Regions from separate parts of the Homo sapiens genome. Here all the other regions are linked to region 2. A link is a loop called in an ENCODE intact Hi-C map of the cell type or tissue named here. Cell type or tissue: endothelial cell of umbilical vein. All regions are shown on one strand. Region 1 has its middle 180 kb from the start of CYRIA. Region 2 has its middle 46 kb from the start of DDX1. Region 3 has its middle 160 kb from the start of CYRIA.

Evidence for each region. Hi-C counts contacts between places; a loop is a spot of excess contacts. Peaks named below come from ENCODE experiments on the same cell type or tissue, not always from the same donor. Only the 100,000 strongest peaks of a DNase experiment are listed, where the experiment ranks them.
Region 1: a loop joins it to region 2, with 26 times the contacts of the local background. A loop is called at or near these places in 28 of 110 quality-filtered maps.
Region 3: it touches region 2 in a loop (27-fold over the local background); 72 of 110 quality-filtered maps call a loop at or near these places.

The regions. Positions count from the first base shown.
Region 1 is chr2:16,484,734-16,492,733 of GRCh38, forward strand. No RefSeq gene overlaps it. Among named protein-coding and RNA genes, the nearest start is that of CYRIA, 180 kb to the right of the region's middle. In endothelial cell of umbilical vein, a CTCF peak has its summit at 3,183 (motif pointing left); a DNase peak (open chromatin) is centred at 3,158.
Region 2 is chr2:15,634,334-15,642,333 of GRCh38, forward strand. No RefSeq gene overlaps it. Among named protein-coding and RNA genes, the nearest start is that of DDX1, 46 kb to the left of the region's middle. RefSeq lists a silencer at 1,478-1,678. In endothelial cell of umbilical vein, a CTCF peak has its summit at 3,145 (motif pointing right); DNase peaks (open chromatin) are centred at 948, 3,158 and 6,048; H3K27ac peaks cover 2,716 bases.
Region 3 is chr2:16,503,698-16,511,697 of GRCh38, forward strand. No RefSeq gene overlaps it. Among named protein-coding and RNA genes, the nearest start is that of CYRIA, 160 kb to the right of the region's middle. RefSeq lists a silencer at 4,544-4,838. In endothelial cell of umbilical vein, a CTCF peak has its summit at 4,739 (motif pointing left); no DNase peak of the experiment used is centred here; H3K4me3 peaks cover 491 bases; H3K27me3 peaks cover 1,915 bases.

The DNA.
Region 1 (8,000 bases), 850 kb after region 2:
CTAACTAGACAGTCCCTCACTGTAGTTGATAAGTTCTTATTTTAGATATTCCCTGTTTAAATTGCTGTGTGATTTTCCTCTACTGATTGGACCCTGACTGATACACCCAGCTACTGCACTGGGTACTGAGGAATGACTAGAATTTGGATAAGCAAAGAGGAAGGAGAATGGGAGATTTCAGCTAGAACAAGAGCATTGAGATTCATGTTTTTCATATTTATATTACTTTCTTAAGGATGAAAGATGATCGTTAAATATTCTGAATCTGATTATAAATTCCTTGAGGCAAAAACTATGTCTGATTCTTCCACAAGGTGTATAATATTGGAATGCTTGATGAAAGATCAAAATCTTGTGGTCACTGGCTGGTCAATCAATTTAACCATAACTGAGACTGGAGGAGAAAAACGTCATTGCAGCACTTCGGAGAGAATAATAAATTAATAATAAAATAATGATAATAATGTTAGAAAAAATATTGAGTGAATATTATGTGCCAGGCTTTATATTACTGAGCGCATATGTAAGGACTTGCAAAACATCTATAAGGTAAATATAATTATTATACCTGAAGCACTGAAAGGTTGGGCAGCTTGACTATGTTCAGAAAACTAATAAATGGCCAAGGCAGGTTTTAAACCAAAGCCGCCTGGTTCCAGAGCCACTAGGCTCACTACACAATATGATTTCCCAACAATGACCCACTCCTAGGTCACACTACACAATACTATTTCCCAACTATGCTTAGTGTTGTGGTTATAACCCCACAGCAATAAAGATCTCTTCTTTCAAATTCTAGGAAAGCAGAAGATGGTGATCTTTGTACATTAATGCAGAGCCCTTTTTCTTGATGTTTTCCATTGAGATTTTTAAAAAGGAAGAATTTCAAAATGCTCCTTTCAAATATTGGGTGCGGGTACTGACATGCTCTGTATATTAACGGATGTACCTTCTTATAAAAAGTTATATGTCCCTGGGCTCCTACCCTCCAGGGTATTTACTCTTTAGTCCCATTTTTAAGGGATTGCAGCTGTGAATGTTTGGGGTCCATTGAAGAGATTCAGAGAGCAACAGACAGAGCTCATATCTGGAGAAAAATTTCCTACAAATGTTAGATCTCCTGAAATGGCCTCTTCTCGTTACCTTCAAGATCTGCTCTGATTTCCTTGTCATGTGCTGAAGTCACTGTAAATATGCACTGGCTCACACCCAAGTTTTTCATCTCCACATTTCCTTTCTTTTCTTTTTTCTTTTTTTTGAGACACGATGTGCTTTTAATCTAGAAGTTTTCGAATCTAGGCCCCTTCTCCTACCTGGATAGGAATGCTACCCAGGATCCCACCTGGGTGACTGACACTTTATGATTGCTTTGAACTATAAAAATACCGATGATATTGTTTCTTCCACCTGAAATGTTTCTTTTCTCCCCTCCATCTTATCTGGCATGATCACACTCAAATAGGATGTTCTTTATGAGGACTTTCCCAGCCCCTCAGAAGAATTAGAGTTCTCTGCTGTGCTCTAGAACACTTGGCTGTCGTCTCTCTATTAGACGTCATTAGGTTGTGCTGGAAATGAAACAGGCCTGCCTCCCCTTCAGACCAGAAGCTCTTGGAAGGTGGAAGACTATCTCATATCCCTATCTGCTTTGCAATGGCCTGACATTATGACTAGGACTAAGTAGGTGCTCAATAAATATCTCTTACTTTAATAAATAGATGAATAAGTGAATTAATTGGGCCCTTTTACAACACAAACAAAATTTGTGGACCTGGGAAAACTATGTCACTTACTTTAACCTTAGTTTAACCATCTTTAAAATGAGCCAATGTGATCAGATGATCTCAAAGTCCCTTCAAATTCTGTCATCTTGTAGGCATGTAATTCAGTAAGTATTTCTATATATTGCCTCTGAGTTTGACTAAGAAACTTCCATATACATCCAAAGCTTGTTCATTATTCCAAATGTTATGTACAACATCAACTCCAAATATCTCAGGTAGAGGACTTATGTTAGTGTAAGAGAAAAGTCACATTAATCATTTAAGCATCCTTTTGATCATTCGGCTTCATTAGCCACAGCTTTGGAAGTCTGGACAGCAATCTATAAATTTGAGACCGGGTGAAATTAGCTTATTTGATGCTGTTATAAAACACCTCCAACATGTCTTCTTCTACACTTTCATTGAGAAATGCAGTGAGGGACCAATTGTTCTTTTGCTATTCTTATCTAAGTTTTTGGTGTAGAGAGCTTTAACCTACAAAATCTAATTAAATCCCCCTCTTTTTTTGGGTCAGATCTGAGCCTAAGAGAAGAGAGAAAAGAAGAAGGCCTTGAGACATTTGTACACAAATCCAAATGACAATTTTAGGAGGAAATACAATTGTCAGGGAGGCTGCATTCTCAGGGACTTCTGTATGTTGCCATACCTAGAGCAGGCAGCCCAGACCTCCTTAAGTCCTGGGACCTTTAGCACAATTGAAATTACATCTCTGAAGATTCTTTTTCTTTTCTTTTTTTCTTTTCTTTTCTTTTCTTTTTTCTTTTCTCTTCTCTTCTTTTCCTTTCCTTTCCTTTTCTTTCTTTCTTCTTTTTTTTGAGACAGAGTCTCACTCTGTCACCCAGGCTGGAGTGCAGTAGTGCAATCTCAGTTCACTGCAAACTTTGCCTCTTGGGTTCAAGCAATTCTTGTGCCTTAGCTTCTTGAGTAGCAGGAATTATAGATGCACGCCACCACGCCCAGCTAATTTTTGTATTTTTAGTATGGAGTTTTGCATGTTGGCCAGGCTGGTTTCGAACTCCTGACCTCAAGTGATCCACCCACCTCGGCCTCCCAAAGTGCTGGGATTACAGGTGTGAGCCACCATGCCCAGTCTATGATTTTCTATCTATGAGAGAAGATCACCAATTTGGTTCCTTTGTCAATTTGAGACCAGTTATTGCATTATTTTTATTTTGACCTCATGCAACTATGAAATCATTATTTTCTCGGAAGGACAGTCTTTCTTTCTGTTTGACTAAGAAGTTAAATGAACAGTTTGTATTACAATCCTTTCACCTAGGAGGGGATGCTCTGCTCTTGAATTAGAAGCTTGGTAACAAACAGCCTCTTACGTCCTCCTTCCAGATGCCAGGCATTGCACAACTACAAATTATTGGCTGACCGATGCCAAGGGAGACAATGCCCCCAACTGGCCACACAAAAAAAGCAAAATGAAAATAATAATGAAGAAATTAGAGTGAAATTACTGACTTTCCTTTGTAGATGAAGAAACAGGCTCAGAGAAGTGAAGTGGCCCGCCCAAAGTTCCAAAACTAGTAAGTCTAATTCTAAAGCATGTAATTTTCCATGTGTGTGTATATATAACAGATTACATTTAAGAAATACAAAGTCCTAGACATTTGTCTGTTCACATTCATTCATTTCACACACAAAAAAGAAAAGAAAATTGAGGTGACGCACAAAGTGCTCAAAGGCATATATCATATAGAAAGGTTTAGAACTTGAGTCTCTTTAGCTTCAGCACATTGGTTGGTGTGGAGGTCCGCACTGAGGAAGGCTTGCACAGCTGTGGAAAGGGCACATGGCGAGGCTGCCATCAAACCCTGGCTTTAGCACTATCAATTATTGAACAGTGTATCATCTAAATTGTATCAACGAGAAAAAGCAGGCTAAGATAATAATCACGTTGTATGCATTTCATGATGAGTAAGCCAAGATGATGTGTGTATTTCCAGCATATCAGAGGCTCAATAAATGTCATGTCCCTCCTTCCTTGAGCGGGGCCATTTCATATTTTAATATTATTATTATCATTTCAAAACTAACTCATGCACATGATAAAAATTTCAAAAAGATGCAAAGAGTTAACAAAAAAAAAGGTCATTCACTTCCTAATGCCCTTCCCCAGTGGTAATCATTTTTAACCTTTTCTGATTTCTGTTATTCTCATCGTTAGCTCCATAATTCTAAATATTATTATTGTGGTTTTATTCATTTATTTATTCACTTAGTTACTTTAAATAATATACTTCAACTTTTATTTTTTATTCTATCAAATTGTGGTAATTTCTTCTCTCATGTGATAGAATGAGAAAATTATCACCCACCGTCTTTTGTTCATGTAACACTTTCCACAGTCAAATATGGCAGCTCTACAATTACTTTTACCTTGTCCAGGTTCACAATGTAATTACATTTTATCACCTACTATAATGATTTTTTTTTTGTCTATAGGTTGATCTGTACATGGAAACTAATAAACAATTTTTAAAATATTTGAACATATCAATATTAGTAAGTGCTAGACCAAGTATGCTATCTGGACCAAGATGGAAAGAAAATAGAATTATTTGTCACTAATACTTTAATGTTAAAAGAGAATGATCCAAGCAATATATTCAGAGTGATTTTTTTCTTTGCTTTAATACTTTGAAGCATCACACATTTTAGTTTGCTTTATGTTTGACTCTTAAATTTACAATATAGTTTTATATTGATCTTAGTGTTTCTAGTTGCCTTTTTCCTGATTATCAAAGAAACATATCCCTTATTTACAATATCTATAATAATATCTATATTTTAAATTAATCATATTAATTATCTAGTGGTCCTATTTGGACTGATTGCTTTCCCAACTACTACATTGTTGTCTGATTGAGATTAAATAAAAATTAATCCTGGACTTCTTTCTTGAATCTCATGTCTTTCTTTTCAGTGTGTATGTGTTTATGATCTTGCTGCAATACCCTCAAGTATTTTATCACCAGAAAGAGTGGATAAAAAGTAACTTTCTGAGTTCTTATGTAAATGAAAATGTCTTTATTCCACAATGTTTTAGGATTTCTCTCGTTTCTCATGTTGTTGATGAGAAGTCGGTTGTGAAACTGATCACTTTTTGGCTTAATTTTTTCTTTTTGTTTAATTCTCTCTCTCTCTCTCTCTTTCTCAGCATCTAAGCTCGTCCTTTTTGTTCTTAACATGCTGAACTTTCACTAGGATGTGTACATGAGAATGTGGATCATGTTCCATTCATTCTGCTTGAGCTTCAGTGGTCCTTGCAACCTAAAGATAGCTAGTCTTAGGACAGGCGCAGTGTCTCATGCCTGTAATCCCGGCACTTTGGGAGGCCGAGGCGGAAGGTTCGCGAGGTCAGGAGATTGAGACCATCCTGGCGAACATGGTGAAACCCCGTCTCTACTAAAAATACAAAAAAAAAAAAATAGCCGGGCGTGGTGGCGGGCGCCTGTAGTCCCAACTACTCGGGAGGCTGAGGCAGGAGAATGGCGTGAACCCAGAAGGCGGAGCTTGCAGTGAGGGGAGATCACGCCACTGCACTCCAGCCTGGGCGACAGAAATTGCTGGTCTTTGACGCCGAAAATATTTGTTCTATTATTTATTTGATAAATTTCTCTTTTTTATTTTCTGTTCTTCTTTTCTGAAACATCTATTAGCCGTATTGTGGATACCCTGAATTGGTCTTATCTTTTAATTTTTCTCTTTCATTTACCTATTTTTGATGCTTGTTCTACTTTTTGTGAGAAATTCCTGATTTTTATCTTTCATATTTTTTATATTTTTTGGCCAATCATGATTTTAAAATAAATTTCAAATACATTTTTTCTTATTCTCCAAGTGTTCTTTTTTAGTGATTCTCATTTTGGCAAAAATTTTAATGTTATTTAAAATTTATCTAACAATAATTATACTTTTACATTCTCGTTTGCTCTCTGAATTAACTTTATTTCCTCTTCAAGAGATGAGTAATTTTCATTTCTTATCTTGCTTACCACCACCGTCCAGGTGTGGAGCAAATCTTAGGTGCCCATTCATATTTATGAATGAAGAATTCCTTGATTAATACAGATGGCTGCCATGGGTTTCCTTCAATGTTCTGCAGGTTTGTTTGCCCAGCAAGCCTTTCTCCTGAAGGGGGCAACTGATTGTGAACTATGTGTGAGTGTATGTGTGTGCATGTTGACTGGCAAGTATCAGATTGAACTTCGGGAGAAGACTGCCCTGCCTGCACCTTTCCACCTCCCACCAGCCTGTCAAATAAGAGTTTTACTCTGAGGACATCTCTAACACTTGGCCCTCAAGGCTACTCACGGCACCTGTTCCATTTCTATAGCATGTGGTAGGGAGTGCTCTCTGCCCAGAGGCAAGTCACACAGGTTTCTCTGTATAGGTTGAGTAGTTCAGATGGTCCACAAAGAGCCTTTTGATTAAATAATGTAGATAAGACTCCTTCATTCTTGGCTTTTCTTACCCACCAACTTCAAATTTTGAACCTGTTTAGGGATCTGTTAATTAAAGCAGCCCCTGCCTCCCACACATCCTTCTCCTCTCTGTTTTTGTTATCTACTTTCTTCAATATGGATTAGCCACTTACTTGAATTAATCTGTTTTTCAACTTTCAAAAGTTAGTTAAATTTCCCAGTATTTTGGTGTGCCTACTTTGTTTTTTGACATTATTATTTTATGCCCTGGTGTTTATTTTTCTGTATTCCAACAGAGATTGGGAAGAAATTGAAGGTCAATATGCATGTTCAGGTATCCATTATGAACCAGAAACACCCAATCATTTTTTTAAATATTGTAAACTTTTGAAGAGATTATATAAAATCTTTGATATTTTTTCATAGTTCTCTGTCTTAGTCTGCTTAGGCTGCCATAGCAAAATACTACAGGCTGGGTGCCTTAAACAACATAAATTTATTTCTCAAAGTGTGGAGGAAAGTCCAAGGTGCCGGGCAATTTGGTTCCTGGTGAAGACCTCTTCCTTTCCTGGCTTACAGAGGGCTGCCTTCTCAATGTGTACTCACATGAGAGGGGTGGGGGAGAAGCAGAGAGGGAGAGAGAAAGAGGAAGAGAAAGATACCTTCCTGTAACTCCAGAGCCCCGTCCTCAGGACCTAGTTAACCTTAATTACCTCCTAAAGACCCTATCTCCAGACATAGTGACTTTGGGGCCTAGGCTTTTAACATAAGAATTTTGAGGGGACATAATTCAGTCCATAGCAGCCTCTAATCATTTTATTATGAGGAAGGAACATTTTAAAATACAGGTTATAAAAACTATGAAAATCCTGGAAAACAACTTCCTGTTGACAATATCATCCTGGACATAGGAATGGGCAAAGATTTCATGACAAAGACACCAAAAGCAATCACAACAAAGGCAAAAATTGGCAGTGGGGTCTAATTAAACTTAACAGCTTCTGCACAATGAAAGAAACCATTAACAGAGCAAATAGACAACCTACAGAATGGGAGAAAATATTTGCAAACTATGCACCTGACAAAGGTCTAATATCCAGCATCCATAACAAACTTAAACAAATTTACAAGAGAAAAACAACCCCATCAGAGTGGGCAAAGGACATGAACAGACACTTCTCAAAAGAAGACATACATGTGGCCAACAAGCATATGATAAAAACCTCGATATCACTGATCATTAGAGAAATGCAAATCAAAACCACAGTGAGATACCATCTCACACCAGTCAGAATGACTATTTTTAAAAAATCAAAAAATAACAGATTCTGGTGAGGTTGCAGAGTAAAGGGAACACTTACACACTGTTGGTGGGAGTGTAAATTAGTTTAACCATGTAGAAAGCAGTATGGCAGTTCCTCAAAGATTAGAAATATGATTCAACCCTGCAATCCCATTACTGGGTATATACCCAGAGAAATATAAATTATTCTATCATAAAGACACATGGGCATGAGTGTTCATTGCAGCACCATTCACAGTAACAAAGACATGGAGTCAACCCAAATGCCCATCAATGACAGATTGAATAAAGAAAATGTGGTACATGTACACCATGGAATACTATGCAGGCATAAAAAACAAGTTCATGTCTTTTGTGGGAACATGCATGGAGCTGGGGGCCATTATCCTTAGGAAACTAATACAGGGACAGAAAACCAAATACCACATGTTCTCACCCATAAGTGGGAGCTAAATGATAAGAACTTATGAACACACA
Region 2 (8,000 bases):
GGGGAGTTGGAAAGGATGTGAACTTTATAATATTAGTCTTGGATTTGAATCTGGCTCTAACTCACACTATAAATATGACAGAAGGCAAGGTCCGTTAAGCTTTGATTTCTTTATGAAAATGGTGAAAATTCACATTATTCAGGATCATGTTAAGCATTCAGCAAAATGTCTAGTAGATGAGGAGGCATGTGTACTGTATTTATAGTAGTTACATTTTTTGTGTTACACAGAATGCTGCAGTGAACATCTTCTGTCTTTTGAATTATTTTAAACTAGATTCCTAGAAATTGAGTTATTGAATTAAAGAGCCTGAATGTTATGAACATTTTTCAGAGTCATCAGATTGCTTTCTGAAAGAGTTGAGCTGGTTGACGTTAACACTAACAATATAGGAAGAAGTCTGTACAATTTATTTTACAAACTGAAGTATAGTTTGTTGCGCTCAAAGTATGCTTTCCTGATGTCTCTTCATATGGTGTGTGAATTAGTGCTGGTGAGTAGAGGTAGTCTCACATCTTACATGCAACTTCTTGCCTCCCATGGGCTCCCACTCCTGGTCCCACCATCATCAGATAAACAGGGACCTAGACTTGTTTTAAATAAGGTGCAGGCTTTTTTTTTTTTTTTTTGATTTCCTAATTTTTGTCTTTAAAGGTAGAAGTGCATGTGGCAATGACTGGGAACTGCCCAGATTAAAAAAAAAAATGTTGGTTCCTGGCCAATTCCAAATGGGTAAAGCTATTTAATCACATTCCTCTCCTTGTTCTGACTTAAAAGGGAACGACACACTATTTCAATTTGAATGAGATTTGTAAAATATCAAAAAAGTATAGATAAATATAAAATGAGGTCCCTGATAGGTTCTCTTGCAGTAATTTTATCATTTCTCTATAGATGTTGACAGTTTCTAAAGTCCTACCAGGCATTTTTTCTAAGTGACCTTATTTGGGAGGAAAAAGGAATATGTGTCAGAAGGGAAAAAATGTAGTGGAACAGGAAGGAAAGGGAGGGATACTATTTTGCTACTCCAAAGTAATTGATAGAGGATTCCTTTGGAGGGAGGAGTGGAGAGGGAATTTTTGCAGTTGTTTTCCATTCTACTGCTTTAAATCATTACCTTTCATTTAAACTCATTTAAATGTCTACTTTTTTCTGATGGATTCCACTCTTTCTGGTCAAAAGTATTGAGGGGAATTTGAAAGACAAGTCATCAGGTAGGCCTGGATTTGATCCCAACAATAGTTACTGACTTCTAGAGCTAAATCACATGCAGAGATCATTAGATATAAGGTGGGAACCAGGAATCTGCATTTTAACAAATTCCTGAAATAATTGTGTTCATGCAGATGGACCTTGAACCACAATTCAAGACACACTGTTACAGAGAAACAACTCTTAGAGCTTTTATTCTCACTGCAATCTTTTACTTGAGGATTTGGTTAAGATCTAAAATGACGTCTGAAAGACAGATGCTTGCTGTGTTAGAATCATGTCTCCTAGTTCACTGCCTTTGGACCCAAGATGTCCACCTTGAGTTCTGTTTCCTTAGCTTAGTGGTTCTTAACCCCAGCTGCACATTAAGGTCCCCTAGGATACTTTAAAAGAAAATACCGGTGTCTGCACTTCACCTCCAGAAATTCTGATTTAATTGCTCTGGAGTGGGGCCTAGATGGCCTCAGTGATGTTAATGTGCTGCCAGGCTTGGGAGCAGCTGCCTTAAACTGAGTCTGACCCTAGATGTTTCTTGGTCCTATTGCAAATCCTTGTGTCCTTTGCACCCATCCAAGCCAATGTGTCTTAAGGTTACATATAGTCAGACTCAAGCTGGAGCCCTTGTTGAAATATTATGTAGTGGGGATTATTGTAGAGAAACACTTTGATAGAAATTGTAACATATGTAATTTTTCAAGAAACTGATAAGATTATTCACCACCCGTAGTCTACTCAGAGGCTACTCACCTGTAGCCAAGTGAGTTTAATTCCCTTCAAAATAGTCACTTTGGGGATTGAGGCAAGTCTTTTTAAGGATGCTTCAATTTTTCAAAACCCATTTGGCCTTTTCTCTGTTTTAGACGTTGCTACTTTGTTTTTATTTAAAACATTGCCATTGCTTTAGATAGGACCAGTTTATACTCTAAAAATCACTGGTTTAACCCAATACTTTACCTCACATCTTGTTCTCCAGCTGGGTAACTCATTCTGTTCACCAGAAAAGACTGTGATTGGTTGCTAGTTTTGTGTTTCCTTGAATTGAATCCCAATTTAAGGATAAATATTTGCTGCTGCCAAAGTAGGACTTTGAAGAGGCAGCCAGAGGATGTTTCTCTGCAGGGCAATAATTGGGTGTGAAGGGTTTCCAGTTTTTTGTGGTGGATTAGAGTCTCGGGGAAGACACTCTGAGATAGAAAATCCTGATCAGAACAGGAGTCGAGAGAGAGGAGAGGCCGGTAGGGACAGGGTCAGTTGAATATTGGAGCAATGTTGTTTGATAATGAGTTTTGATTTTCCTTTTCTACATTGTGATTCTCTTAATACCTTCAGATGTTTGCTACCTAGGTCGGCAAGTAGGTCTGTCAGTATGACTTGCGTATGAAAGAGAAAGCTCTTCTGTGTTTAGACAAAGTAATGCTAGGAACAGGGTGTGGGAACTGATTAGGATCCTGTTCTGTGGGAAATTGGTCCCTAATGGTAAGAGGGGACAAGCAACTTCTCTGGAGTAGTAGTCTAAAGCTCAGAAGAGTGACAATCAGGCTTAGTGGCAATCAGGCTTTGTAAGCATTCTCAAGAATCCTTAGGTGCATTGGGGAGAGAATTGGCTAACTTACAGACACACAGGCTGAAAGCTTGAGGTATTTTGTTTGGCTCTTAAAGGCTAGCAATTTGGAGACATTGGCTTGCTTATACCCATATCATAAAATTCTGTTCACTTAAAATATTGATGTTAATTCTATTGGTTGTAATAAACTCTATCGTGTGCTTCTGCCCATAAATTATTATTCATTTTCCCACTGTTGTTAACCCAGCACCAAGAGAATACTTACTTACAAAATAACGCAAATGCATGGGGCCCCTCAACGCCAGCCTTCATGGGGTTGTGATTCATTATTTCCCAGTTGAGTGCACCAGGTGGCGCCAGTGTCACAGGAATACCCACAAAGAACACTGTGCTGGTGTATTTTTACCACTTGGGGTCACTTAAGGATTACCCGACTCCCTTTTTTTTTCATCTGAGCAAATCACAGATTCAAAGGAATTATTTCCCATTACATTTGACAGAGGCTGTGGTCTTTTTTTCTGGATCCTGAAGGCCAAGAAATGAGCATGAGGGTTTTATTTTTCTGTGAGTTGGCCCCGTGCAGTTTGTGCTCCAGTGTGTTCTCCTGTCACAAAGCACTTGCACATCCACCACACCAGCTTGCTCCTGGGCTCAGCACTGGGGACTTCTATGTACAAAGAACTTCCACACATGTCAAAATTGCCTTTATGCTAATTGCTATGCTCATTAACATCTCCAGAACTCGGAATGCTTTTTCTCAGTCATTTCCTTTGATTCTGCCTGTCTCTGAAAGCCCAGATTGAATGAAATCAGGTGAAGTATCATGTCAACAAGTCACTGCTGCCTGCTAGTCTTTCTGCCACTTACACAGTGGATCCTAGGCATTACGGCGTTGCCCTTCAAGAGCATGTTGGAGATTTGTGGAATGGTCTTCAACTGACTTTGCCTGCTTGGGGTTGGGTTTGGGTGGGGGTGAGGGCAGGATGTGTGGGCTTAGACAGACCAAATAATGAACCTCATGACTTCAAATAGTAGCTCATGGCTACTTATTTGAAAACCATAAGTGATGATTGGACACCCCAAGTGATAGTCTTCCACAATGTCCCTGCTAGCCAAACAGGGAGATTTGGGATTTTGGATTAAGAGATACTAAGTGGAAAAACAGCCAGACCTGATCTGTCCTTCTGCCTTCTGCTTTTCTCCAAAGAATAGCTTCTTGGGTGGGAGCAGGAGAAGGCTTAGTCACTGTTCAAGAGCAGCCTCTTCTGGTATAATTTATACCTATGACAGGAGCCCATTTGGCCTTTACCATTTAAGAGTTGTTATTAATCCATGTCAACCCCCATTCAAGAGCCTGTGATGGGCCTTGATTGTGTTTAAGTCCAGACTAATTTGGGCACTTAGGGCCCTCTAAAATCTAGTCCCAACCTTCCTAGTCCTATTTCCCATACTCCTCAAATCATATCAAATCTGGACTCCTTATTCCCCTCCATATATAACAATGGATAAAATTTATGACCCTTCACTATATCAGGTACTGTTCTAAGTGTTTACCCATCCTAACTCAATCCTCACACCAACCCCAGAAGACAAATTTTACTGGTGTTCCCATTTTCATAGATAAGGAAACTGATGCACCAAGAAATTAGTGATTTGCTGAAGATCATGTGACTAGGAAGCAGTGGAGCCAGAATTAGAATCCAGGCACTTGTCCACTACTCCCTGCTCAGTCCTGCTGCTTAAAGACCTGCCTCAAAGAAGGCTGCTCAAAGTCCTGCCTTCTCTTGCCTGTCAAAATTCCACCCATCCTTAGGGACCTGAGTCACTGCCACCTCTCTTGTGGGGGCATGAGAACATCATGCTTTTGAATACCAGCCATGAGCCAGCTATTTTGTATTTTGCCTCATGTAAGAGCCAATGCTATCATTTTTTGCAGATAAGGAATCCAAGGCCCAGAATAGTGAAGTCTAAGTACCCCAGGTTGAGGTTTTTTTTGTTGTCTGTTTGTTTGTTTGTTTTTGAGACAGAGTTTTGCTCTTGTTGCCCAGGCTAAAGTGCAATGGCATGATCTTGGCTCACTGCAACCTCCGCTTCCCGGGTTCAAGCTATTCTCCTGCCTCAGCCTCCCGAGTAGCTGGGATTACAGTCATGTGCCACCATGCCCAGCTAACTTTTTTGTATTTTTAGTGGAGATGGGGTTTCACTGTGTTGGCCAGGCTGGTCTCGAACTCCTGACCTCAGGCGATCCATCCTCCTCAGCTTCCCAAAGTATTGGGATTACAGGTGTGGACCACCACGCCTGGCCCTAGGTTGAGTTTTTCAGGCCCCAGAGCCTGTATTTCTGCTCTGTTGCTCTCTCTCCAGGAAGGCCTCTAGTACATCACCCTTTGTCTCGTCCTTATACTTTATGATGCAGCTTTTAAATTTTTTCGTTTTTCTTTTTCTTTTTCTTTTTTTTTTGAGATGGCGTCTCACTCTGTTGCTCAGACCGGAGTGCAGTGGTGCGATCGTGGCTTATTGCAGCCTGGACTTCCTGGGCTCAAGTGACCCTCCCACCTCAGCCTCCCAAGTAGCTAGGACTACAGGTGCACGCCACCACACCCAGACTAACTTTTAAAATTTTTGGTAGAGACAGGGTCTCTCTATGTTGTCTAGGCTGGTCTCAAACTCCTGGGAGCTCAAGCGATTCTCCTGCCTTGGCCTCTCAAAGTGTTGGGATTACAGGTGTGAGCCACTGTGTCCAGCCTGCAGCTCTTAATTTTTAAAAACTGCTGTATGACTTTTTTTCCCACTCTCTGTTTCCAGGTGGGTTAAATTCTGCTTCGGTGAAGGGTTTCTGGATGTCCTTTTTCTCTCCCTACAGTGTGCACAGTGGGTGTACAACAAATATTATGATTAGCTTTTCATAAAATGGGAGGGTCTATCAACTTAACCTGGAAGAAATGAAAGTTCCTCTGTGGATACTGAGACCCAAAACAGAAAAACACCTAATGACTTTTAACCCTGAGCAGGAATCATTATTCCATGGTCCTATCCAGGACAGGATAGAAGACCAGGATGGTTTTCAATGGGAAAATACAGGTTTTGGCTTCTTCAAGAAAACCTTGACCAAAGCCTGAGCCTGATTTTGAGCATATGGGCCCAAAGCTCCAGTTTGCTATGGCTGAGTATTCAGTGTTATGGTGGACCGACACTTGCACAGAAACATGTGAATTCATCACGGTTATTTTTGCAGCATTGGAGTTGGCAAACTTCCAAGTCAAGAACTTTCTGCCTTTGCAGCTCTTGGTTATTTGAGGCTGGATGACTCACTTTGTGTAACATCCTCTTGTTTTCCTCCTTTTCCTCCCCGGGGCCCCCTCCCACCTGAGGAGATCGGTAGGGGCAGAGAGGGTTGTGGAACTCAAGCCACTGTTGGCAGCTTCTTTTCAGTTAACATTTTTTGGGGAAGCCATCTTTACCCCCTTCTTGCTCTTATGAGGCAGGTCACTTCCCCCTTCTGTATCCTCAAAACCTTTTGTTCCTTCTTTTATTAGAGCGTTTATGTTCCGATATTTTATTTGACTGCTTAAATAATAAATAACAAATACATAATAAAATTTCCCTCAGTGTCTCTTTCTGGATAGAGTAGGGTGTTTAGGACAGGTCTGGTTTCAGTATCCTCAGTACCTGAGGCAGATCTGGCTGAGAAAAGGTGATTTGGTAAATGTTTGTTGAGTTGGAGGGAAGTTTAGATGGATGGACAGGTAAATTATCACGAGAAACTTTTGTGAAGGAATTTTAGACACCAGCTAGCATAATTAGGGTGAGAAGTTACGATTTGTCAGCTAGTTAATTTGTATTTTTTGGGCAGGAGATCTGCACATCCTGAAAATTAGGCCACAGAAGTAGACAGGTTCTAAGCCTTGTCTTTCTCTTTAAACAGGGTTTGTGTTTTTCAGGCTGAAGCAGTACTAGCTTAACCCAGGACAACTGGTTACTTTAGAAGGAAATCTCCTCACCACTGCTGTCCTACACTCTGTCAATTCTTTCTGAGACACAGCAGCAACATCCACAGGTGGCAGGCAGGCTGTGCCTCAGGGCTTTGCACTCCATCTCCTCTGCAAGTCAGGAATATTTATTTTACTTGAAGGAAACAGATTCAAAGAGGTGAGGTAACAATTGAACAATAATACTTGGAGACTTCAATACACTGCTTTCAATAATGGATAGAACAACCAAACGGAAGATCAATAAGAAAACAGAAGACGTGACCAACACTGTGGACTCACTAGACCTAAAAGACATCTGTAGAACATACCACCCACGAGCAGCAGAATACACATCCTTCCCAAGTGTACATGGAACATTCTCCAGGATAGACCCTATGTGTAGAAGTCAATAACAGAAAGGACTTTGGGAAATTTACAAATATGTGAAAACCAACAGCATACTACTAAACAACCAATAAGTCAAAGAAGAAATCACAAGGGAAATTAGGAAATACTTTGAGATAAATGAAAAGGGAAACACAACATAGGAAATCTTATGGGAGTAGGTAAAGCAGTGCTTAGAGGGAAATGTATAGCTATGCATGACTATATTACAAAGGAAGAAAGATCCCAAATCAATAACCTAACCTTCCGCCTTAAAGCACTGGGGGAAAGAAAAAAGAACAAACTAAACCCAAAGCAAGCAGAAGGAAGGAAATAATAAAGATTAGAGCAAACATTAATGCAATAGAGAATAGAAAAACAGTTGAGAAAATCAACAGAACCAAAGGTTGGTATGTTGAGAAGATCAACAAAGCTGACAAACCTTTAGCTAGAAAGAGGTGAGGTAATTTTCCCAAGGTGACTCCAATAGCAAATGGCAGAGCCAAGATTCCAAAGCAGGACTGTCTAATGTCAAATCTGGGGTTGTAGCTTTGTCTCTCACCTGGACTAGGAGTGTGTCAAGGATCAGGAGCTTGTCTTACTCATGTGTGCATCCCCAGTGCTTTGCTCTGTGCCTGGCACACGTAGGGGCTCAGGAAATATTTGCTGAAGTAAAATGAAAAGTAAACCTCCTCCCCACCCTTAGCAACCATCTGTGTGAGATGATAAATTATGCTTCCAATGCAGATCAAGCTGAATTGCACTATTTCTGATGAGAAAAGCTGAAAACAGCAAACTGCTTGTCCTTAAAAATAAACCCTTCAGCTTCAGAGATTTGGCCCAGAAATGAACCGTGTTATAGCTCAAGC
Region 3 (8,000 bases), 870 kb after region 2:
CTGTTGAGGCAGGATTTTCAAAGAGTTCAGTGCCTACACTGGTGGTTTCTGTTGGCACAGATGAGGTCTGCTCAGTTGAAACTGAACATCTCCATCAACTCCCTTTCCTCCTACCTGCTTTCTTGGTCTCTCTCTTTCCTTATACTTTATTGAACAATATCAAGAAATAGTACTTTTTTGACGCAATTTCCAGTGAAAATAACATTAGACTCTTGGCAGTGGTGTGCTAACAGCCAGTTCCCAAGTTGATTTTTAAACTTTTAGAAATTTTCTGAGCTGGTTGTTAAACACGGCCATTACGAAAAATTGAATTATATAACTTATAATGCAATAATAGTGAGATGAACAGTAATAAATATTCAAAATCACCACTTTCTAATTCAAAAGCACCACAGTTTGCTATTATCTAAACTGCAGATGAAATTGAAAAGATAAATGCACACCATGATATAGTATTTTCACCATCCAGATACAGTGATATAAGTAATCTCATGTTCAGTGAAATTACCTTGGTAGCTTTAAATGGTCATTGTTGGAAGTATTTACACCATGAAAATAAGCAAAGCTTACAAATCAGGGCTCAATTTATTGATTTGTTAGTTACTTATATGTAAAAGAGTGATGGATAAAATGTTAATAAAGGCAAATTAAACTTAAAAGTGTGTTATGTTTTTATTGGTTACATTGTGAATAACATAAAACATTTTTGAGAAAATATTGTTTCACTATTCCAAAATAATTCTCTGGGTCAGCAAAAGATTTGCTCATGTCATTGAGGAACACATGAGATTCAAACATACATCTTCATTATTTCACTTTCGTCTTAACTAAAATGAGAATACCAACTAATATTCATGTCTAAACTACATGCATTATCAATAGCCATCACAGATTGGCAACAAATATAAGAGTTTGGCAAAAATCAATGAAAGCAATTGACTTCTATTAGAATAAATTGGTTATATGGAATTTAGAATGAAGAAAATTAGTTTATTATTTTTAAATTATTGTATACATACTTTACTTTAGTAAATTCATATTCAATTTATCTATCTATCTATATGCAAGTTATAAAAATATATGCATATACATTTTTCCTGGAGAGCTGGTGGCATATATTTAGCATACCACCGGCTCTTGGGGTCATAATTTGCCTAATAGGAAATGTGACTTATAATGCAATAATAGTGAAATCCAAAGCAATAAATTATGTACATGGAGGCATGTACATAATGTCACTGTTGGTGACATTGGGCTCAGACAGCTTTGGGCGCAGGGTAGATGCTATAGTTAAGTGATTTAAAGACTGCGTGTCAAGATTCCATAATGTTATAAGGTTATTTTAAAGTACTCATTCTTTTCACCAATGCTGTTTTTTTTTTAAATCACTTCCTAACACAGCTTTCATTCCTTATCTCCAAACAAAAATTACTGACTACTGCCTTTGGCATTGAGGGCTCCTAGCAAGGCAGAAGCATGGCACAAGTTGGCAGTATTGTGCTTAAGCCATGGGGTAGAGCTCAGAAAGGAACAGGCAGGCTGACAGAAGTGCCCTCTATGTCAAGCTCTGACTTTCTCACTTGAAAGTTTGGGTGTCTGAGGCATGAGGCCCTAGGCTAGGACAAGCGGGTGGACATTTTGAAAGGCTAGGATCCTGGCAGCCCACTTACACCAACCTATTTTACTTCTAAGTGGTGCACATTAATCACTCCAGAAATGCAAAGGTGACAATGAGTCAAAGTTTAAGACTGATGGCGCAAAAGTTGCCACTAAGTATTAAGAGAGTGCTCTATGCCTAACACAGTGCTTGGGGCTTCATATACATTAATTTTCACCTTTAAAAAGTCCTCTGCAGCCATTATTGTTTCCTGACTTTATTTTACAGATAAGTAAACTGAGGGGCAAAGGTGTCAAGTGACTTTTGTTTTGTTTTGTTTTTTTGAGTCAGAGTCTTGCTCTGTCTTCTAGGCTGAAGTGCAGTGACCTCAGCTCACTGCAACCTCCACCTCCTGGGTTCAAGTGATTCTCTTGCCTCAGCCACCTGAGTACCTGGGATTTCTGGTGCCCACCACCATGCCCAGTTAATTTTTTGTATGTTTCGTAGAGATGGGGGTTTTACCATGTTGGCCAGGCTGGTCTCGAACGCCTGATCTCAAGTGATCCGCCCACCTCGGCCTCCCAAAGTGCTGGGATTATAGGCATGAGCCATCGCACTGGACCTTAAGTAACTTTTAATAACCAGCGTTTGTCAGATCCAACTGTTAGCTGTCCTTCTTTTAGTAACCTCTGTGATCCTGTCTTTTTGCTACTGTAGCACTGTGCGAGAGGTAGCACCTGAGAACTGGTACCCGAAGAGCGGAGGAGGCGCGTGTGCAACCATTGCCCGGGATCAGTATGTGCATTTAAAGGTGAAGACCAGAGTCAGCACAGCTAGAGGCTCTCCTCAAGCATCAGAATGACACAAAGAGCCTCCAGAAAGATACATTTTCCAGCAGGCCTCCCTGTCAGTACAGAAACAAAATGCATTAGCAAGAAGCTCACATGGCCTGAATTTGCTGAGATTGACAAGGCGGGTGTGCGGTGTTCTGAGGCTGCCCAAACAATGTTCTGCAGCACTGGCTGGAATTCTAGGTGGCTTCCCAGTTTATATATTCAGTGAATTCTTAAGGGACAAGAATAGCAGTAAAAATAATAATAGCAAATATTTATGTAGTGTCAACATGTGGCAGGCACTGTTCTAAGTACTTTACAAATATTAAACTAGTAATGTTATCCTCAAAATAACCCTCTGACATAGGTCACTGTGACAAAGGCTGCTGCCTGGTTTTTGTAGTCCATCGATGTCTTCTTCCTGGGCTCACAGCCAAGGCTCCATATCCCAGCCTACCCCTGGGTTGAGGGAGGGTGTCATGAGACTTGGTGCTGGCCAATGGAATGGGAGTGGAAAGTACAGGTGCCTCCCTGAAGTCACAGGCCTTAAAGCTCCCACGAGCTCCCCTCCATACTCCTCTCCCTCAGGGCCTCTTTAGAAATCAAGTGTTACAGCTGACAACAACTGCCAGCCTGAGTCCCCTGAATTACGGGAACAGAATCCTCTGCTCATCTGAAACTACCCTGGCCTATTTTATGAATAAGACATAAACTTCTTTTATGTTGAGATAATCATGCTTGAATTTTCTTGTAACTACCACCTCGCCCACTCGAGCCAAATTTTATACTATTACTGTTATCATCCTACAGATGAGCAAACTGAGGCACTGGTAACTTGCCCAAGGTCACACCTAGAACGTGATGCAGCTGGAATGTATGCAGGCTCTCCGGCCCCAGAGTACATGTCCTTCACCATTACACTATTTCCCCCTATGGGATGGAACAAAGTGGTCTTCCAGCCTGTCTGTAAGCACATAGGCTGTGGGAGTGGGCTGGAGGGGACACTGGCCTCCAGATGGCCTCATGCCCTTCATGCGTCTAGCTTGCATGGAGGGGTAACCCAATAGCTAAGGAGAAAAGGCTTCTCCCAGACCCTTCTACCAGGTAGTCACATGGGGTGGAAACAGGATCCATATTTCCTGATTCCCAAGTCTCTCTGCTGCATTACTTAGCAACTAAACATAATGTAGCAATACATATTACTACAAATCTCCCTGAAATCTAGCAATATACCTTTTTTTAATCTCCATTTTTACAGATGGGGGAATTCAGCCTTGGGGAAGTGAATTAACCTGCCCAGTGTCTCTCAGTTAGCAAGTGGGGTAGAGCTAAGGTTCGCATCTAGTTTGGCTCAGAGCTTTCTGTTAACCGGCATCCAATCCTGTTTCACCTGAGAGGAGCAATGTGGAGTGAGAGCTGGGAATACCCACCCTGTAGACTCAGTCTCAGAACAAGGGTGAAAAGGGCTTTAAAATCACTCGCCCTCACTTGGCGGAATAACAATGCTCACAGCAGCCGTGTGGTTCTCAGGGCATTTCCCCAAGCTTTCTTTATCCTCCCTGGAGTTTCTCCTCTCACCAGCCGCTCTATCTGGGCACGGGCCTCTGAAGCTCCTGTCTGTCTGGCCGGTCCACTGGGCCCCCTTCAGAGGAAAGGCTGCTCTCATTCCTCAGGGATGTCCCAGAGCCTGGCGCCGCTGCTGGGCATGAGCAGGAGGGCGGGAACGATTTGCTGAGTGAGGAAGTCAACAAGGCGGGGCGGGCATCATCATGCCCACTTTGCAGGTGGGGAGACTGACGCTCTGGGCGCTGGAGGGACCCCTCAGATCGCCACAGCTGCTTCTTCCCCCAGGCGCTGGGCTTGTCCCTTGCAGCACAGAATCTCTGGGTCAGTAATCATGCAAAGGGTGAAAGCCAGAGGAACCTGGGTTAGCAAGTGACACGAAGGGACTTTCCAGGATCCCCCCACCGCGAGGCCTGGCACGAAGGAGGGCTCACAGTCCGGCTCCCAGAGCCCTGCAAGTCGGGCGCGCTCAGCCCACCTGCTCCCTGCATTGGTGGTGGCGGGCGGCCCGCACTCCCCGCGCCCCAGGCCCGCCCGCTCCCGCCCGGCTCGGCGCTCCCTCGGCTGAGCAGCTAGGCTCTGCATTGCAGGGGTCCCACCGGGCCGCAGGGTAGCCTCGCCCCCGCCGCTCCTTCCTTTGTCCCTGCCCCGCCGCTGCGGCGTCTGCGGCTTCTGCGGCCGCCTGGGAGCGGGCATGGGTGGGCGGGGCCCGTGGCGGCGCTGCCCGGTGCACCAGCACCATCTAGGGGCGCTACGACAGCAGGAAGGGCGCTCCGCTGGCATCCGTGGGTCGCCGCCTGGCCCTGGGCAAATTTTCCCAAACTCCGGCCTCGGTTTCCCGGGTTACCGTGGAGGCGACAAGCGGGTCCACTCCTATCAGGTGTCCTCACTGGTACAGTCGTAATCCCTTAATGAAGGGGATTGATCGTCTCCACAGCCGCTAATAGGCAAGGAGGGAAACTGAGGCTCTGAGGGGTTAAGTAACTTGTCCCAGGGGATATAGTTCTGGGGACAGAACCAAGAATCAAAACCAGGTGCATTTGAGCTCCTAATCTGTGCGTGGAACCCCTTGGCTGTGCGGCGTGGAAGAGGGCAGTTTCTCCTGATATGCCACATGCAGTGGGACAGCTTGTCCTGCTCCTTGTCCTCTGCTAGCTACTTTCTGTATGATCAAGTCATGTGACCGCTTTGAAACTCAGCTGTGTCACTCACTTTACCTTAGGGATCATCCCAAGGCCTTCCTTCTTCCCGGCTCTCAGGGAGGCAGGTCTCAACCATGAAAAGGTTTCAGAGGATGGGAGCCACAGTGAGAATCAAGAGGGAAGGGCCTCTGAAGACAGAGCTAGCTCCATAAACCTGTCCAATTATCACCCTTACAAGCGCAGAGCTCCAGAACCCCCAGGCAGAGGCAAATTTCCCTTAGACCCCGGCTTTGAGGCTTGCAGCCCATGTTATTATCTCCATTTTACAGCTGAGAAAATTGAGGCACAAAGAGACTTGGGCACTTTCTCAGAGTTGCAGTCCTGGGTGAAATGTGCTCAGGGCTCCCTCTCCTGGGCTGGGGGGCTCCCTCAGGAGATCCCGGATGGTCTGAAGCACAAGGTTTACTGAGCCCCAGTGGAGGGTGCAGCCCTGAAGAAGAAAGTGGGAGGGTTTGGTCTGGAAAAGAGAAGACCTTGAGAAACTCAAAGGCTATCTCTAAATCACAGGGGCCTAACACATGAATGAGTAGGCAGAAGTACAGGGCAAAGAAGGGATATATGGGGAGAGGGTAGAGTGGTTGGGTTTTAGCAAAAGGAGCAACAGAAACAGACTGTTGAAGAAGCCCTGCTGCCACATGGCATGACAGATAACCTGCTCCCCAAAGCTACCCTGCGTCCATCGTCTTCTGAAGGCTGCCCGGCTGCTCCTGGCATCCCTGGCCTCCTTGTGTGCCTTCCTCTCAAAGATATCCTGATAGTCAACCTGTGGCTGCCAAGACCTGTGGGAATATTTTTGCATCCCTGCCTTGCAAAGCCAGATGATTTTGATGAGCCGTGTAACTCAGGCTTCCTTGGGAAATGCTGGGCCAGTCATGGGTACACCTTTCTGTGACTCTCATCAGCTCTGAATAATCCCCATCACTTCAGGTAAATAAAGGAAGTTCATCTCTTACAACCCAACAGTAATTAATAGAGTCCGCATCCATTTGCTCATCCTAGAACAACTTCCTAGGGATTAGACGTGTTCCTCAGGCACTATAAGCCTCTTGAGATCTCAGATAGTTCTGTCCACTGTCTGTGTTGCAAACCCTACTCCTACCCCAACATACTCCTATCTCAACAAAGAGAGAGTTTCCTAGAAATGCTTTTGAAGTGACAGCAGTGTTTCCATGGGGCATCAAGCCTTCCTTCCATCTATGTCACTTCAGGAGCTTAAGGCCACAAACATTGGCTGATGACATACTATGTGCCAGGTATTCTGCCAGACCCAGATGATACACTGACAAATTGTCTCAACACACCTGTATAGGCAGATTGAATGAATCCTATTATGCATCAGACTGGTAGGGACTATTTCACCTGCTTGGGAATATATGAAAAGGTGTCTAATTTTTCCAGTTAATCATCCAAAGTCCATTCGCCCACTTAGCGGGAAGTTTTTTCTTTCTCAAAATCAACCCCTGTCCCACCTCCAGTTGTCCAACAACCTCTCAAAAACCTTTAGGTCTTGCTCAGGACAAAGGGATTATTAGTTCTGCTTCCAAATGCCAGATGAAAGAGAGAGCTGGAGTCTGGTCAGCACTATAGTGGACTTCTATGGAAAACTGGCTCTGGAGAGACTGACGAGTCCACTGTGTGGTGCTCTTATTGGCCTGGCCCTGCAAGATCACAGTGCTCCCAAGCTTACAGCTTTTGCAGTTTCTACTGATACATTCAGTCATTGAGCTAAACGCTGTCTCCTGGGCCACCAAGGCTGAGTCTGCTGGGGCGCCATCCATCCATCCTCAGCCACAAGTGCTACAAGATCCCACCTTTCCCTCACAATGCACCTGGCCTTCTGCCTGGACCACCAAGATCCTCTGCCCTCCTGATAGTAAGGGCTGTCTCATATCCTCAAAGAGGATCCAGTAACAGTAAACCTTAGAATAGGAGTGAGGAGCCTTTCCTTTAAGAAGGCTGTCTTATCAGAATCCTTTGTGGAAAAGGCTCCTCACTCCTCTTCTGAGGTTTACTATTACTGGAGTTAGGAACTTTTCTTTCCAGAAGGTTGCTTGGCCCTTGTGAAAATGTGTCCACTATTTGTTCTTTTTTTAATTAATCAACTCTTCTCACCAAAGTGTCAGGAAGGGCCAGCTTTGATAGGCCAGAAAAAAAATCCCAAACTTCCTTCTTAGAGAGCAATCGATGACAACTTTCCTATCATTTTACCTAACCAAGGGAAGCCAGTTGGTCAACCTAGCAGAGAAGATCCCTGGGCCATCTAGATAGAGAAAACCTGCCATTCCTCTCACTAAAACAAATAAACAAAGAATGAACCTTGCTTTCCCAGATACTCTGTCACCATAGAGAGGGAAACTGCCAGAGGCCAGGCTAAGAGCCTTGCACAAGGTCACACAACCACCATAGGGTGAAAGAACCGGGATTCCAATCCAGCTCTGCCTCGCTCTAAGATCTGTTTGTCCCATTATTCTTCTTTCTGGTGGGGGTATTTCTCTGTTTCAAGTTTGAGCCGTACTTGCAACCTGTGGGAGATCTGGCATTTTTACTTCCAGTACTGCTTAAAGGACAGCTCCTTTCCCTGCCATATCCCCATCGCCCCTCTCCTCTTCCCCCAACCCCAAATGCCCAAACTCTGGTAAAAGTGTGTTAGAGCCAATGGGTCTGTTTTTGCTCCCTGATCCCCAAGCTAAGTCTGTGGTCTCCGGTGGGCATTACATCACACTATCTGGTTAGGTATACCCATATGGTGCCCTTTGTCAGACCTGGGCCAGTGCCATAGGTTCTCCAGTGAAGGCGATGAGACCC